Regions from separate parts of the Homo sapiens genome. Here region 2 is linked to region 1. A link is a loop called in an ENCODE intact Hi-C map of the cell type or tissue named here. Cell type or tissue: PC-9. All regions are shown on one strand. Each heading gives the region's core, and the rest is flanking DNA. Links, peaks and the distances in the headings are about the cores only. Region 1 has its middle 160 kb from the start of MBOAT1. Region 2 overlaps MIR548A1HG (MIR548A1 host gene).

What was found. A loop is a pair of places that touch in the nucleus more often than their neighbours do. Peaks named below come from ENCODE experiments on the same cell type or tissue, not always from the same donor. Only the 100,000 strongest peaks of a DNase experiment are listed, where the experiment ranks them.
Region 2: a loop joins it to region 1, with 8 times the contacts of the local background. A loop is called at or near these places in 16 of 110 quality-filtered maps.

What each region holds. Positions count from the first base shown.
Region 1 is chr6:20,052,703-20,061,860 of GRCh38, reverse strand. No RefSeq gene overlaps it. Among named protein-coding and RNA genes, the nearest start is that of MBOAT1, 160 kb to the left of the region's middle. In PC-9, for the core only: a CTCF peak has its summit at 5,267 (motif pointing right); no DNase peak of the experiment used is centred there.
Region 2 is chr6:18,523,593-18,532,750 of GRCh38, reverse strand. The region is part of intron 1 of MIR548A1HG (MIR548A1 host gene); the gene reads right to left. Among named protein-coding and RNA genes, the nearest start is that of MIR548A1HG, 5.4 kb to the right of the region's middle. RefSeq lists an enhancer at 4,524-5,159. In PC-9, for the core only: a CTCF peak has its summit at 4,202 (motif pointing left); no DNase peak of the experiment used is centred there.

The DNA of each region.
Region 1 (9,158 bases), core at 3,128-7,127:
CACTTGAGCTAAGGAGTTCAAGGTTGCAGTGAGCTATAACTATATCACTGTACTCCAGCCTGGGTAGGAGCAAGACACTGTCTTAAAAAAAAAAAAGCCTCTGGCGATCTGCTTTTCATACTATTTACAGGCCTTAATTGACACTATTATGGAGCTTTATATTTTAAAATTACTTTTATGGTTCATTTGATACAAAGATTAATAAAAAAGACTTTACCCTTATAAATACAACAAACTAATCTGTAATGTGTAAAAAGGAGGATCATATTAAATGTGTTTCTTCACAACCTGCTCTTTAACATAGGAATATATATATGTTTTGCCCATGTTATTAGGTGTATTAGCTATCTGTTGCTGCATAACAAATTAGCCCAAAGCTTAGCAGCTTTTATATAACCAACATTTAGTATCGCCCACAGTTTCTGAAGCTCAGAAACACTTGAGCTGGGTAGTTCTGGCTCATGGTTTCTCACGAGGCTGCAGTCATCTGAAAATTGACTGGGGCTGAAGTGTTTGCTTCAAGCTCACTCACAAGGTCTCTGTTTGTTGCCAGGTGGATTTCATCAAAGGGCTGCTTCAAGACATGGCAGCTGGTTTCCCCCAGAGTGAGTGATTGGAGAGAGCAAAACTGCAATGTCCTTTATAACCTAATCTCAGAAGTGGCATACCATCACTTCTGGCATGTTCTATTGGTCACAGTGCTCTATGGGTCACTAATATTAGTACAGTATTGGGAGGAGGGCTACACAAGGAGTGGGGATTGTTGGTCGCCGTGTTGAAGTCCAGCTACCACTCTGAGTGTGTGTGTGTGTGTGTGTGTGTGTGTGTGTGCATGTGTGTGTGTGCGTGTATATTTCATCTGTAATTACTTTGGCCCAAAGATCTCCCCTCACCCTTACCCCTGTTTAGTACACACAGCATATAGGGCTGGACCAGCTTTTGCCATTCCAGCCTCTGCTCTTCTTTTCCTCCTTCACACTTCAACCTGCACTTGAGTTTTGCAGAATGACCTGTACTCTCACCCTTAGGCTTCTGCATTTTCTGCACATACCTCCTTCATCTACCTTCAGTCTAGGCATCAGCTCCTCTTAGAAACCTCTCTTGAACCCCCAGTCTAAATTAGCTACCCCTCCTAAGTGTTCTCATGGCACCCTGTTCTTCTTCTGCCAAACACTTTTATGTGGAATTTTAGAATCATGTGTCGATATGCCTGTCTCTGCTTCTTGAGCATGGGGTCTGGTGATTTATTAATGGACTTAGGATCATGCTAGTCCATACTACATGGTCAACAACTTTTGCTGGGAGAATAAGTAAATGAATGAACACATTATGAAAGTGCCTCAGGGCTTTGTGATCCATGAGAGATTGGCTGATAAGACTTTTGTTTCGCCATCACTGCCACCCCCACCACCACTAACATCATCATCATCATCATCATCACCATCACTATAGTTTTGTTGTTATCTCCCCAGTGAGCTCCAACCTATCCAGAGCTCTGCTGTGTGAGCTTTTCCAGATCCACAGTGTGCCAGCCAGCATTGCAATCAAGTTTTGTTTTCATTATGCAGGCTTCCTGTGAAGTTTTAAATTAATTTTAATCCTCTCCTCACTTTTAAGGCCTCTAAAAAGAGCTGTATTCCCACCTTCCTTGGTAAACTGGGGCCTATCCCATTTCCCTAGGACGGCTTTCATTCTGGCGAGGGCTGCGTGCTCCCACACCCCTGCACCACTCCGTGCCAGGGCAGTGGGCTTCCAGACTTCCAAGCTGTGGGCGGCCCTCCACCTGGGCTCTGGGGAAGCATGCCCAGTCCATGAGAGCCACGCCAACACCCACCTGGGTCTGATGGATCCTCAGCTTTTTAAAATTCACTCTACAACATGCATTATTTTTTGTTTTATTGTTTGCTTTTACCACTGTTAAAAGTAGACAATATGAAAACAATTATTCTGCAGAGCGTTACACATTTCTAACAGCCTTCCTGAAATGTTTGGTCTGAAGCTGCCTCTATGGTTGTGAGAAATATGTGTAGTACATTTTTTTCTCCTTTCTTGATAGAGATTTCCATTTTATTGCTGAGAATGGGTTAGAAGTTATTCACAGACCCACTCAGGAAAATGGAAGTTACTCTCATAATCTCTATTATGAGATAAAGAAATGGAAGTTACTCTCATAATCTCTATTATTTATTTAGTGCTTGCTAGTTCCAAGCTTGGCGTTAAGTATTTTCACATACTTGGTGTCATTAGAGCCTTACGACAACCCTATGCAGCAGATACTATTAACCTCATTTTGCAGAGGTTCAGAGAGTTTAAATAATTTGTTCAAGATCACAGAGCTGGCCGTGCTGAGATGGGGTCTTTTGTCCTCTGATTCTAAAGCTCACTCTCTTGTCACTACCCAAAGCTGTCTCTTTTCCAGCGTTTTCCAACTGCCAATCTTCATGAATGTCTTGGTTGCCTGAAGATGAATTTGTCCACCAAGAGTGAAGAGTTTAGTGATTTGAGAAGCTGTGGAAAGTAAATGAAATGAGATACAGGGCCCATTCTGCTGCTGGGCTTTTAAAGAGAGAGGTGAGCAAAGCAGGTCGGCTATTTTGGGCTTAGAGCCAAGCCTTCTGGGGCTGTCCCAGGGAAGAACATTGCTGAGTTGTGGGGTAGAGCTTAGTGATGGCATGGTGCAGAGACAGGGCCTAAGGGGAGCTGTCTCAAAACCACTTCCTCCTCCAGGGTTCCTTCTCTGTGGGAGCCATTCTACTTCCCCACCCATGGGGGAACCTCTCTCTGTATTTTTTCCCCCAACACTATTTCTAGGATCCAGACACTAGTAGGCGCTGGGCAGGGATAGATGTCATGCTGGCTGATACTGCTAACTGGATAAACTGTGTGGAGCCTCAGTTTCCCCCACTTCATGGTCAGCAGGCTTTTTAGAACAGAAAGAAATTTGACGGTCTCTCTAGGAACCATGGCCAGGTTCCCACTGTTAGACACACACATAAGGGTCTCAGATTCATCTCAGGCTTGGGCCTCCCATGTGGTAGCCGAGCCATCAGGCTGGCTGTGAAATGCCTTATTTTATTTTCTGCCTAACATCAGGTTGCAAATGAAAATACCTTTTCAACCCTAGTATTATTACCCCTATGGATGGCACGTTTAATGTGCGCTATTCATTGTTATAATGGCCGCACCTGTGTAGCACACGCACACTGGAACTGCAGCAGCTGTGGACTGTAATTGCAAAACATTATTTTCTGTTTCTCCCCGAAAGCTTTTGTGCATGTGCGCGTGTGTGTTATCTGTGTCCGTGTGTTTGTTTCATCTATAATGACTGTGGCCCAAAGATTCCCCATCCCTACCCCCCTTTTTAAACATAAAACTAAATGTAAATACACTTATTTCTAAATGCACATTTCAGTGAAAGTCAGATGCAACCCCCCATCCCTCCCCTACACATTCAGTAATGAGACTTCAGAGAGCTACTTCGGAGCGTGTGGTCTGTGGAAAGGTTCACGCAATCGCCGCTGCTGGGTGCAGTGGTCTTTATGCTCGTTGGCACACAGGCTCTCCCATGATTAATGCATTTGTTCCTTGATATTCAGCCCCTGCAGGACAGAGAATCAATTTAGCACTCACAGGCCCAGATTATCACCAGTACCAAAGACATTTCTGCACCAGGGGCTTCCCCATTCAAAACGAAAAGATATTTTTCTTTTCATTTTTTTCTTTTTTTAGAGACAGAGTCTTGCTCTGTCGCCCAGGCTGGAGTGCAGTGGTGCGATCTCGGCTCCCCGCAACCTCCGCCTCCCGGGTTCAAGCAATTCTCCTGCCTCAGCCTCCCGAGTAACTGGAATTACAGGCGCGCACCACCATGCCCGGCTAATTTTTGTACTTTTAGTAAAGACGGAGTTTCACCATGTTGGCCAAGCTGGTCCCAAACTCCTGACCTCAGGTGATCCACCTGCCTCGGCCTCCTAAAGTGCCAGCATTGCAGGCGCGAGACACTGCGCCCGGCCCAAACAAGATTTCTAAGAAGGATGTGTTTTTTTCCATTTGCCTCCATTGGTTCTCATGTCTGGTGGATGAGGAAAAGCACTGTCTGCGATTTGGTCAAAACAGTTGGCTTTTCTCCTTTCCGTGCACTTCTTTAATTTGCAGAGATGCCATGTAGCCCGCTGCTGCAATGACTGTGGGGGAAACCAAGGCAACGGTCTAGCACAGAATTGAGTTAACACCTTAGATCGTGCAGTAGGGCTCCTGGTCAGCCACCTGAAGGGCTGGAGAACAGAAGACAAGGCTATCAGCAGTGTTAGGGACATGCCGCAAGTTGGGGCTTCACCACCGAATTTCCCACCTGCGAAAACATGGATGAGGAAGACAGGGCTGTCAATTTCATCAGCCACATCCTCAGAAAAATGAATAGAGCTTCTCTGAGAAGTACTGCAGCTTTCCTCTAAGCCCTCGGCGAGATCCTGAATGAAGAGGGACATTGGGTTTATTGGACATTTAAACAGCGCTGAGAAGATCAAGTAATGCGGTCCTCATCCAGCAGAGCAATGAACTTCGTCGTCTTGCAGACTCCTCCACGTTGGAGACGCAAACCTCAGGCGTAAGCATGGGGAAGATGCTCAGTACTAAGTGGGCAGGCGCCTTCTTTGCACAATGCATAGCTCTTCACATAAAGCGTGTCCACCTTAACTGCCTTGCTTTATTGAAAACATTGGTAATGAGAATTGACTGATGGGAAGGGCCCACCCATTACGGTAAAGAAATGTGAGCATTTTACAAATTCTCAGGATATGAGCACAGATGTCTTTGTTTCTGAATGCTCAAAATATTACTGATGACCTTAAAATACATTGAAAAAAAATCAAATTCAAGACTATTTGGTTAGATGAATTTGAACCTATTATTAAAAGAGAGAAGTTGTAATTAAAAAAAAAACTGTAAAGAGAAAACCTGGTTGAGAGTCTACCCACCATTCTTCAAACCCTGTAAGAGTTAAGAAGTCCATGAATGAGATTTTTTAAAATCTGGTAAACTTTGTCAGTGTGATTATTTCTCTCTTGAAGAATCTGCTTAATTGGCAAAGTGGGCTTTCTGTTCTGTTAGGCATATGATTAGTGCTTTTATAGTGACTTGAGTTTTTGAGGCTATCAGTGCTGTGCAGGTAGAATAATAGAAAAGTCACAGCAAAATTATTTATTAACTCATGTAAACGAGTTTATAAATAAGCTGGAAAGCAGGGTTGTGGTGAATGCTTACTAAGCTTTTGTCCAGAAGGTGGCAACATTTCCTTAAGAATTTGGGAGAAAATGCTGGCTTCAGAAAATGACGATTTATCTTAGGACATTGTGTTCTGTTCTCTTTTCAAAGGTACAGCACAAAATGCACGTCCCCACACCCATGCTCCCTCTTTATTCTCAACAGATTCCAGGGAGAAATCTTGCCGTTTCTTCTCTTTATCTTTCTCTCTGGAGAGTAAATTTACATTGTTCAGATTTTCAAGCTGAGATGAGTTTATGCTGAAATGAATTTATGTAGCTGAAAATATTAGATTCTTAGTCTCCCCACTTCACTTCATCTCTCTGAAAGGTGGTGTTTTTGGAGAAAAGGGCCCATGTGAAGAGTCACTTACATTTCTAGCAGGTAAATCGGATGCCCACTCATAACCGTGAACGTGTCTTACTTTCTGAAAATCCCAACAAACCTCAAGATGACTATTTGCAGCGATAGCGCTTTGCTACACTGGATTGCTCTCTCGTTTCTTAATGTTTTGTTCATGCAAACATTAAGATCCAGAAGCAAGACAGAAGAGAGTGAGGACACTTGTTTGGGCTGAAGGAGTGAAAATAAAACAATGGATTAGGTTGTCCATATATGAACATTCCGAATCCTGCATGCAGCCCAGTGTCTTAATAGCAAGTTGGGGGAATCCTGTTCAGGAATTGGAAATGTTGGTTTGTTCATCTCTACTCCACCCCATCCCTATAGTCCCCCATTTCCCAGTATATTTTAATTTTGGGAAGCCATGGTGGTTGAAAACACACACATACATATACAAAAATGGGCCTGTTTTAAAGTAACTTTGAAAATTCATTACTTTACCCATGACTTTTGTTTCTGACTAGCATATCCATGTGTAACGTATTTCTTTCCTGGTTCAAAAAGAAAGTTGGAGTCAACTGTTAGAAAAGAAAATTTGAGTTAATTAAATATTATTTAGTTATCAAAATTGCTCCAAATTACAAAAAAGAATAAAATAACATTTTGTTTGTTTGTTTGTTTGTGTTTTTGAGACAGGGTCTTGCTCTGTCGCTTAGGCTGGAGTGCAGCGGTATGACCACAGCTCACGGCTGCTTTGACCTCCCTGGGCTCAAGTGATCCTTCCACCTCAGCCTTCTGAGTAGCTGGGACTACAGGTGAAATGTAATTGGGCTGCTGATTCTTTGTGTTTATGTATAATCTTAGGATCATGCCTTTCATGCTAGAAATGCATTCCTAGTAGATTTCTTACTAGCCAGTCTTGCTGTTCTTACTCGTGTTCTCTCTCTCTCTCTCTCTCTCTCTCACACACACACACACACACACACACACACACAGTTTCCAGTAGGACATGCACTTCACCTTCTTACCTCTGACTCAAGTATCCCCATTGCAATCCATAATCCATAATTCATAATCTCCCTTGTGCAGAGACTAGAAAGTGCCTTCTCCAAGGTTGGAGAAAGCACTCAGATGGCCCCATGTGCTCCACACGCCAGACATGAAAGCTTTCATTCCTTGTTTCTGTAGCCATCATGTGGCTGCTTCTCTCTCGGACCTCATGAGAAGACTTACTAGGAGTCTCTCTCCCTCCCCTCACCCTTGTACCCCTGAGTTTCTCCTCTCCCCGGCCCTACCTCACCACACAGCCAGTTGTTCCATTCCTGTCTCATTTCTGACAGAGCAGAAGAGCTCCCTGATCTGCCCAAGAGGTGGTGCATGTGTGGGATGACCCGGACCCGGGATGAAGGACGAGAAGACAAAATGTCCAGCTACCTAGGCACATCCACTTGAAGAATTTAAAAGCAAAAAATGTCTAAATAATGTATACACATGATGCATAATACATAATATAGTATAACATACGATACAAAATCACATGGTCAAAGGATTAAATTTTGTTTGGTTTTTTTGGAGATAGACTTTTGCTTTGTTGCCCAGGTTGGAGTGCACTGGTGCCATCATGGGTCACTGTAGCCTCGACTTCCTGGGCTCAAGAGAGCCTCCCACCTCAGCCTCCTGAGTAGCTGGGACTACAGGAATAGGCCACTGTGCCCAGCCAATTTTATTTTTTATTTCTAAAGAGATGGGGGGGTCTCCCTATTTTACCTAGGCTGGTCTCGAATTCTTGCCTCAAGTAATCCTCCTGCCTTGGCCTCCCAATGTGCTGGGATTACAGATATGAGCCGCTGCATCTAGCCAAAATTTTGTCTTTTTGAAGCCAGTAGCATCTTCTCCAAGGTTCAGAATATTTCGTCTATACATGTAGCTAATTGAGACTTCCTGAAGCTGCCGAACTCAAGTGGCAAATTTGCTCATGTTACACTTTTCTGCTCAAAGAAAACCAGGTCTCTTTATTGTTCTCATCTTGCACACAAGTCCCTGTCTGCTGGGTAGGTGCGAGGGGTTGGGGCAGTTAGGGCAGGGGACACCACCTAGTAAAATTCTAGAAACCTAGTCTGATGTGTAGTTGTGGCTCTGCCTCTTTGGATCTTTCAGATTTCCCACCCCTGGCTCTCACCACCCACCCCAGGTGGCACGCAATCTCTTAGCAGTGAGGCCATTTATGTCCTCACTGTCTTCTGAGACAGAGTGGTTGGCCTTTCCTGCTTCCTGGTCTGGTGATCATGGAGAAATGCTGGTTCCATCTGGCTTTGGACCATTTGTCCCTTTTCTTAAAGCCCCCACCTGAGAGCATCCTCATTCTAACCCAGCCTGTGTGGGTTCTTTATGCATCATCACAGTGAGGCATGTGGTTACCTGAGTCCCCATGCACGCTACTGGGACAGGAATGTCAGAAGACTCACCAGGTCACTCCTCTGATGAGGCTGTGCCTGTGTCCTGGGCCACGGGGAAGGCTTGCCACTACACCCTGCTATACCCCAGGAAGGTGCCACCAGCGGGTTCTCGTATACCTTGCTGGATTTTTTTTTTTTTTTTTTTTTTTTTAGGCAGAGTCTTGCTCTGTCACCCAGGCTGGGGTGCAGTGGCATGATCTTGGCTCATTGCAACCTCCGCCTCCTGGGTTCAAGCGATTCTTCTGCTTCAGCCTCCTGAGTAGCTGGGATTACAGGTGTGTGACACCACACTTGGCTAATTTTTGTATTTTTAGTAGAGAAGGGGTTTCACCATGGTTGCCAGGCTGGTCTCGAACTCCTGACCTCAGGTGATCTGCTCACCTCAGCCTCCGAAAGTGCTGGGATTACAGACATAAGTCACCACGCCCAGCCCTTACTGGATATTTTAAAAGCTGCTCCACCCCAGAGTGGACCGGGAGAACCTTGATATTGGACCTTGCTTTCTTGGCCTTTCTCATCTCCTCTTCCCACAATCTCCTTCTGGGGGCAGCCTCTAGACTTTTCTTAAAGGTTCAGAATTTTCTATCTGTACGTCTTCCTCTTTGGCATATCCTCTTTCCACTTTAGGGCAACAAGCATAATGGCCTGTCATAAGCAGAATGGGAATCTTATCTACATTATAGAAGAAAGTCTGAGACCTGAGCCCTCAGGCTTGTTTCCTGATACAGGAAAAGAATTTAGAAGATTTTCTTTCTCTCTCTCTCTCTCTCTCTCTCCATCTACAAAATCTATCAAACTATTGTCTTTCCCAGCTTTGAATGCTGACAGCTAAATTCAAACACACTATTTCTCTTTAAATTTGTCTTGATAATCCTAATGCCTTCTACAGTAGCCTGCCCTTCAATAGATGCTTCCAGATGAGAGGAGATAATGTACTATGTACAGGAATGCACAGTAAGATTTCTTGCCTCTTTCACATTAATTTCACTCATGCCTGTAAAAGAGGGTCCCTCCCAGCCCCCAAGCTCTGTGCAGAGGAAATGTTGCTTCCCTTTTCTGGTAGTCCTGTTGATGCCAACACCTCAGCTGATGGTTTGGAGT
Region 2 (9,158 bases), core at 1,763-5,762, 1.5 Mb after region 1:
AGAGAATAAAAGAAGGCTGACCTTCAGTGGGCAACTGGCAATATCAGGCAAGGCTTCATGTAGTAGATGTGATTTGAGTAGAGCCCTAGAGAACGAGTGGATCATCAATAAGCAGAGATTAGGAAAGGAAGAGAAAAAGTATTACAAGACTAGGGAGAAACACCAGGAAATGAAAGTGACAAGTTGCATTAGGATCATTCAGGGTCTTGAATACAAGGCAGGACATTTGACATGTGAAAATAAATTCAATAAACAATCCAGGGGCAATGAAAACTTTTGAGAAAAGTAGCACTCCTCCAAGAACTATACCCTGGGAGCAGTGTGTAGCATGGAGAAGGGGACAGTCTAGAGCAGTGATTCTCAAAATGTGGTCCCCAGGACAGCAGCAGCACCGAGGAACATGCCAGAAATGCGCATCCTTGGGCCTCACCCCAGATGTCCTGAATCAGAAACTCTGGAAGTGTGGTCCAGAAATCTGTGTTTTAACAAGTCCTTCAGGGAATGTGGATGCATGCTCCAGTTTGAGAATCACTGGTCTAAAGACAAAAAAAAATCAATTATATAATAATTTTAGTCATCCAGATGACTGGTAATGAAGAATTAATTAATCCAGGTAGAATAATCATAGTAAGAAGGTAAAAGATAGAACAGACTGGGGGGAAAGCAGCTGATTTTACCAAAAGATCAGTGATCTGAGGGATGGAGATCATTACATCTCCTCAAATTCTGTCCCCTAATTTTCCAGACAGATGACCACCTTTCCATTTTTTCTCCAGTTTGCAAGAGATATTATGGAAGCACAACTGAACAACTTCTGAGAACAGGACAACCAGACACAGAGAATGAAGGATAGAGAGCACTTTAAATGACTCCAAGTTTTAAGCCTCAGAGGTAGGCAGCTTAAAGATGCCTTTAACAAAGAGATGAATTTTAAACAACAGAAAAAGACAGGTGGAAAAAAGGCACCAATCCATGTGGTTAGTTTTTACTATCCAGTGGGAAATAAAAAGATTTACAGAAGCTTCCAAAAATGTATACTATACAGTAAGGTAAAATAACAAGATAAAAAATTTTTAAAAGAAAGAAAACAATGAAGCCAGAGAAAAACAGGGATAGAAAAGTAAGTGGAAGCCACAAGTGGGCCAGAGAGGCCATGATTTTGGCTCAAAGAGTCTTTGTATTAATAGTCACAACTCTGGAAGAGCCACAGGGTCCGTGAGAACTGAGCAAGTCAGTGACTTAGGAAAAGCTCATTTCTTCTCTGTACTGAAAACAGGGAGAAAATTCCACCTTGGACCATCAAAGAGGTGATTTATAATGTAGCAAATGATATTCTCAATACTGACCTTTGAGATAAAGAACTTGGTTTGAGGATGTCACATGGAACTGTATATGCCTTTAGAAAAATCCAATGAATATTTCATGCAAAAAGTTGAGAATGTGAACCTGAAGCTCAGAAAGTCAGGAATAAAACTACAAATGAATTTGGAATTTTCCCACATGAAAGAGATGCCCAGTGTGCAGATAAGAACACAGTAAGAAAAACAGAATTGAAAAGGTCCCATTGCTATGATGGTTTAATGCCTATGATACACAGCCTAAATAAAGATATAATATTGCCACCAAAACTATATATTAATAGGTTTCAAACATGAATTAGCATTTAACTAAAAACATGAGAATGCTTCCCTCTTGGAAAAAAAGAAAGCTAAATTCATCAAATTTTAAATTTATAAAACAGATGGATGATTAGCATTCAAAATGATTCAACATTGGATGTCAACGTTGATTTTTTTTTTGACCGGCAATTGCCCTTAGGAAAGTCAGTTTATGAAATTTCACTTCTCACTAGTTTTTCAGCACACATCCATTGTATTAGATGTGGAAAACATAGTTTAAAAACTGTCATCCCAAAAATTGTTTGAAAAGTTTCTATGATAGATAGGTTAACAAACTCTGTTGGATAGATGAGCTATTCTGCTATGTCATGAAAAGGTAGAACTTTCTGATAAGGCTATTTCAAAAAAAGTAAATATATCCCAAAGATTGATGTATGAGTGAGGATTGCTTTGGCTGCAATCATCAGAAACTGATTCTAACTTTTAAAATTATATATATGCATATATATATTTAAAAATTATTGGCTCACAGATCAAAGGAAATATTGAAAAGTCAGGCATTGGTGTTACCAGGATGAATCAGTCACTGCTAATTCTCCATTCCATACCACTAGAATCAGGATTTCTAGTCCTGAGGCAAAGAGCATTGCTTCGTATGCCCAACTCTTGGCTAGACAAGGACAGGGCCCCTTTGATCAACAGCTCCTCTTGGGCTGCACATAGCCTTTTTTAAAAGGATGTCAAAGTCATGCTATGACAAAAGATAATAGGCAGGAAGGAAACAGCAATGAATGTCTACAACACACAGCAAGCATGCATTTCTGATAGGAAAGCAAAAACAACCATGGATGTTGACATATAAAATGAATCCAATCATCATCCCAGAAATGCAAGTATTTTCATGTTCATATGCCTTGAATATCTTAAGAACCCAGAAATTTATTCTAGGTTACTATCAATTCAGAAAGACTCTTCATCAGATAGGGAGGATTTTTTTTCTATCGATAGGAACATAACAGGACCACTCTGTCTTGTTCTTATATTTCATAAAAATAAAACTAAAAGGAACAAGAGGTATGTTTGACCTTATATTTGAAATAAGCCAACATTATATTAAAATATTAATGCAACCTTAGACAATGTTAATAGAAAATTAAGTCCAAATGACAGGAAATACAGTCTCAGTGACTTCTCTCCTACTCAAACAGAGCACTGTTTTGAATTCTGAGTTTTATAATTTAGAAAGAATGGGCTCATGCCTTTAATCTCAGCACTTTGGGAGGCTGAGGTAGGTGGATCGCTTGAGCTCAAGAGTTCGAAACCAGCCTGGGCAACACAGCAAAACCCCATCTCTACAAAAAATACAAAAATTAGCTGGCCGTGGTGGCATGCCTGTAGTCCCAGCTACTTGGGAGGCTGAGGCAGGAGAATCACTTGAACTCTGGAGGCAGAGATTGCAGTGAGCCAAGATTGTGGCACTGCACTCCAGCCTGGTAACAGAGCGAGACTCTGTCTCAAACAACAACAACAAAAAATTAGTCAGGCATGGTGGAGTGCACCTGTGGTCCCAGCTACTCGAGAGGCTCAGGTGGGAGAATCACCTTAGTCTGGGAGGTCAAGGCTGCAGTAAGCCAAGATCACACCACTGCGCTCCATCTTGGGTGACAGAGTGAGACCCTGTCTCAAAAAAAAAGAAAGAAAGAAAGGATGCAGCAAATTAAGAGCACACTCAGAGGACATGACAGGACAGCAAAGAAACCATTGGAATAACAATGAGGGGAAACAGGAACATTTAACATATAGAAAAGAGGATTTGGGACTTAAATGACAACGGTCTTGAGTGCACTGTGCTGTACGGCAAAGAAAAATTGAATGTGTTCTCCAAAGATCTAGAATCCGGTTCCTACTCTATTCCTATTTACTGTGTGATCTCAAGCAGGTTGCTTCCCTTCTCTGGGTCTTATGTCTTCACCTTTATAAAAGGAGGTGTTGTTTTGTGAGCAATGGCAGGGGGTTTTCATCAGACTTAGGTTCAAATCCCACCTACATGGCTTACCAGTTACGTGGTTTTGATCTGAGCCTTTGTAAAATACAGATAAATAAAGATGAAAATTCCCTCAGAGCTTATTGTGAGAATTAAATAAAATAATGTAAATAAGATGCCTGGTGCAATGCTGATACATAGTTGATACTCAATAAATTATAATTTACAATTACTAATTACCAATAAATGGTAAATACAGTTATTCAGTAATACGACTCTATAAAAGATGTGAAATGCCATTACAAGAAGGCGATACAGTTTTCTGCCATGTTGCAAGACCAGCGATAAAAGTTATAGGAAAGCAGGTTTTTCACTAATTGAAGAAATAACTTTCTAATAAGTAGAACTAACAAGAAAAAAAAGCTGCCTTGCGAAGTAGCAAAGTTCCCAACACTAGGAATGTTCAACAGGGTCATGAAGAATATCTGTTGGGGACACTACAGAACAGCTTCCTATATTTTGAATGAGAAATAGATAAGATCCCTTCCTAATTCAAATGTCTATGACTTTCAGCTGAATGCAGTACCAAGTGCATTCATAGTTTATAATATTAATGTACCACTGCCCTCTAGTGTATAACCTAAGAAGATAAAATCACTGATTAAAAAAAAGGAAAAAAATGTTTGCACAAGCATCATGCAAAATTATTTTTATTGACAAAAAGTTATCTCACCAATCATTGAGTAGAACCTTCTTATTTTCAGGTGAGAAAACTAGAGGACAGAAAGTGATACAATTAGCCCAAAGTCACAGGGCTACACAGCACAGAGCTGGGATAAGAATCTCACTCTCTAACTCTCAGGTCAGGGTTCTTCCTGACATGTCACATTCCTGAGGCTGCAGCATAGATCCAGTTATCCTTGGATAGCATCACTTGTCTGAGCCAAAACTCTTTGGTTCTAACCACGTAACTGGACAAGTTTCTCTCAGCACGATGAGTCCAGCACATCCTCAATCACAAGTTCAAACCCTTACAACCATGTTGCTGAAAAAAAAACAATGGTTAATGAGGCCATGTTGACAAGCATAGTTCATTATCAGCAAGCTAATGACCACTCAGGCCGCAGCAGGGATGCCAGCCTACAATTAGGTCTGCAGTGATGTACAAACAGAAAGGGACTCTAGTTATAATTAAACCTGATCCTTTAGTCCAATTGCTCATTAGGAAAGAAAATAAAACAATCCACAGATCCCACACAAGAAGGCCTAAAACTAATGCTTTGGTCCGGGGATGAAATGTTAGGCCATTGAGCTATTAGCCCATGTCTGTCTGCTGCTGAATGAGCACTTAAGCTTATATTCTTATTCAAAATACTTTGTAATGAAGGAGGATTGGTTTTCATCTTACTGATTTTGAAAGCCGTGGCACAAAGGATGCTGGATAATTTTTCATTTTCTTCATTTTGCCTATCACGATTGTTCAATCGTTTTTCCTGTGGACCTGTATTACTTGTGCAATTAAATATATTTAAAAAGTACTAAATCTTGCCAAAATCTCTTCAAGTAATGAAAACTAGGCATTAAACATAAGAATACACATAAGCACGAGCCTTTCATAATTAGAAGAAGGAACTACCTCTATAGAAAGGCAACATGATGTTATAAAAATAAAAAAGTCAGCACAGTATATGGGTTCTGAAACCAGAGGACTGGAATTCATGCGACAGCTTTGCTAGTGAACCCTTGGACGGGTATCTAAAATTTTAAAGGAAGGTGTCTGTGATTAAATGAAAGGTCTAGGTAAAGATCCTAGGAGATGTGAAAAAAAAAAAGTGATTCATAAATTACAGGTTCCTTCCTCTTCCCCATATTCCCCTGCATTGCTTTTCTGTCCTCATAATTCCTAAAATATGTCTAAATCTAGAAAGAGATGTCTTACTAAGAAAGACCAATTGAAAGCTTTGAATTGATGAGGAAAGAAGATGTAAGTAGGCCTAAGGAGGGAAAGTAGTAAGAAGAGAGGGAGAAGAGGAGGCAGTATTAACAAGAAAGAAGAGAGAATGGGCTTCATTTGGAGACAAATTCTCTGGAGCCTTGAGAAGAGGTGGGGAGGACATTGGAAGAGTGAAGCTAATGAGATTAGAAAAGGTTTGTTTTCTCCCTTTCTTCCCATTTAGTCCCTTCCTTACCTTTTTGTCTCTTTCAGATTCTTAAATGATGAAGCCCTTTCTTATTCCTGTCCATTTATCCTTCATCTGCAACTTCTTTCTCGTTACTCAGTGCCCTAGCCGTGTGCTTTTGAATCAATCTCGCCAGCACCCTCTGGAAGTGTGTGTCATCAATTATCTTTTCATTACATAACGTTTCTCACACATACCTTCAATCTGCTCTTCTCTACTGGTCTCTTATCTGTCTATCTAAAAGCATTCTTAGGTTTTCTCTGTACTTAAGATTCAATCCCAGGAGCCCTTATATTGCCATGTGCTCCCTGGGTAACAGAAAGGGAAAGCACTGTGAAGAATACATCATTCTTTAAAAAACCAGTTCCTGCGCTCAAGGGGCTTACCAATTAGTTGTGGAGAAAAGACTATGTCATTAGAAACAATGGTGATCAATAAAAGGAGTATATAATTAAGTCCTAAATTGGCTCGTCAGACTCTGAGTCTCTACAGCTTGGGGGATGCACGCCAAGGAGTTCCCCAAGGTGCTATGGTAAGGGATGATTTGGAGGAAGCACCAGGCCAGAATATTGCACAAAGCAATTACTCAATAAATATTTGTGATTTGGTTTGAGACAAAATGTTAGCTAAGCCTTGAAAATCATTATAAGATCGCCACTTCTCCCACCTACTTGACAATTCTCCTTCTTCATTGGTTTTAAGGTGCATATTGTTTCACATCTTAACAATTCTGGAACAAGGATGTATTTTTCAATCAAGGAGACTCAGCATGTGTTACAGACTAATTGCCAGTGCTTTTTCTTTCTTAGTGGTATATAAAATAATGGTACAACTTACAACCGATGGCTTCTTAGATTCCATAAAACACAGTTTTTTTGTGTATCCAGTATATTTCAGGTTGCTATTTTAGGCCCTAGGGATATGTGAATAAGAAATGTAAAGTTTTTCTTTTGTGAAGCTTGCATTGTGATAGAGGAAGACAGATAATAAACAAATTAACAAATATATGATACACTGATGCCAGGTATGGTGACACAGACTGAATAGGAACTAGATTTAGGCCTAGATCCCAATCTACTGTGCAGGAAAATAAAAAATAATGAGAAGTGAAGTTTTTAAAAATCAGATTTCACGTACGAGAAATAGCAATTTGGAAGGAATTTACACATATTTTGGGTATTTCATCTCCTCTGCTAGACAGTGAGCTCCTTGAAAACTTTTTATAAAGGGCAATTTACTTAATTTTACTACAAAAGCTGAAAAATATAGTATGGATTGGACCCTTGATCTCAAGGGTCAGGAAACTTTTTCTGTATAGAGCCAGAGAGTCAATAATTTCAGCTTTGCACATCATATGCTCAATGACACAACTACTCACCTCTGCCATTGTAACACAAAAGCAACATGGATAAATACATAGATAAGCATGGCTGTTTTCCAACAAAATTTGGTTTATAAACACAAGTCGCAGGCTGAATTGGCTCCACATTGCAGTTTCCCAACCCCTGAACTAGGTAGCTATTCCTAAAGGCTCCTAGAACTCTGGAATTCTTTGAGATCTAAGCCTGGAGACCTATTTACCACAGCATATACAAATGATCCTCGACTACAATGGTTTGGCTTACAATTATTTTTCATTTTTAATGGTGCAAAAGCAATACACATTCAATAAATACCATACTTTGAGTACTCATACAGCCATTCTGTTTTTCACTTTCAGTATGTTATTTAATAAATTACACGAGATGTTCAACACTTTATTGTAAAATGGGCTTTGTGTTAGATGATTTGGCCCAGCTGCAGGCTAACATAAGTGTTCTGAGTATGTTGAAAGTCAGCTAGGCTAAGCTATGACATTTGATAAACCTATAGGTGTATTAAATGCATTTTTCCTTATAATAGTTTCAATTTGCAATGGGTTTATTGAGATGTAACCCCTCGAAGGCAAGGAGCATCTGTACAACATCCACAAGATTCCCCAGATTGTTAGTAAGGCCACAGAAACAAACCAAGAAAAGGGGAGCAGCAATGTTTCTGGGGTATCATATGTGGAGATGAACCCATTTACAAAGGTTTGCTCAAAAACCAAAAATTTCAACTCATCCCAACATACATGGCCTTCCAGATAGATTCAGGGAATCCTGCACTAAAAAGAACAGGTCTTTTTACAGCCACAGATAGGAGGTCAGCAGGTGATTAGTGAGGTCTGCATGCTCAGACCTGGCTTGTTGCACTGCGGTCAATTACACAGCTGGTTACAAGTGTGTGTTTGCACCTGTTCAAGCCTTCAAATGTGCTAATCCTATATTAATTAAGCAACTTCTTAGAAGCAGGTTAAAAACAAATTAGACCCTGCCATCCCATGCCTGTTCCAGCCTTCCCTTGGTAGCCCTTCATCTATAAGGGATCATCTACAGAGGGTAAGGAGCAATGTTTCTTCGTAATTCGGGAGGGGCTCATTATGCCCCATCAATTAGTGCTGCCACCACTTAGTGAAAACAGTTGTTGGTACATAGCCCATATTAGTGACTAATTAATAAGGGTTGATTAGCTAAGCCCCCTCACAAGGTATAACAGGCAACAGCCACCTTCCACAAGGACTACGGATTAAAACAGAGATATCAACAATGTAAAATGAAAGAAATTTTGCTGGTGACCCTCATCTTTTTTTTTTTTGCTTGGAGACGGAGTCTCACTCTTTTTCACCCAGGCCGGAGTGCAGTGGCGCTGTCTGCAAACTCCGCCTGCCGGTTCACGCCATTCTCCTGCCTCAGCCTCCCGAGTAGCTTGGACTATAGGCGCCCGGCTAATTTTTTGTATTTTTAGTAGAAATGGGGTTTCACCGTGTTAGCCAGGATGGTCTCGATCTCCTGACCTCGTGATCCGCCTGCCTCGGCCTCCCAAAGTGCTGGGATTACAGGCTTGAGCCACCGCGCCCGGCTACCCTCATCTTTCTGAATGGGTTAAGAGACAGCACAGTCCATAGCTAACCAGTACACCTTATGATTTCAATACATTGAAATGATTTCAGTTGCCAAGGATGTCTGGCTTGTTATTCTTTGAATCATTGATAAAGGGAGGAAAGTAGTACCATAGCAGATTAATGTGGGAGCTTATCTCAGGGAGGTAGAAAAATCGACCCTGTACATGTAGGATGCACACCATACTGCAAAACATAGGACATGAATGTGTATCTATTTAGATATCCCTGTTGATATTTTCAAATGTTATTTTTATTAGGAGCATGGAATAGTGGGTAAAAACAAGAGACTCAGATTAGTGATTTGACTAATTATGGATCAAGCAAAATGTTCATGTTTCTGTATATCAGTTATTGTGTTATATCATAATTACCTGTTGTGTATCTCCCTCATT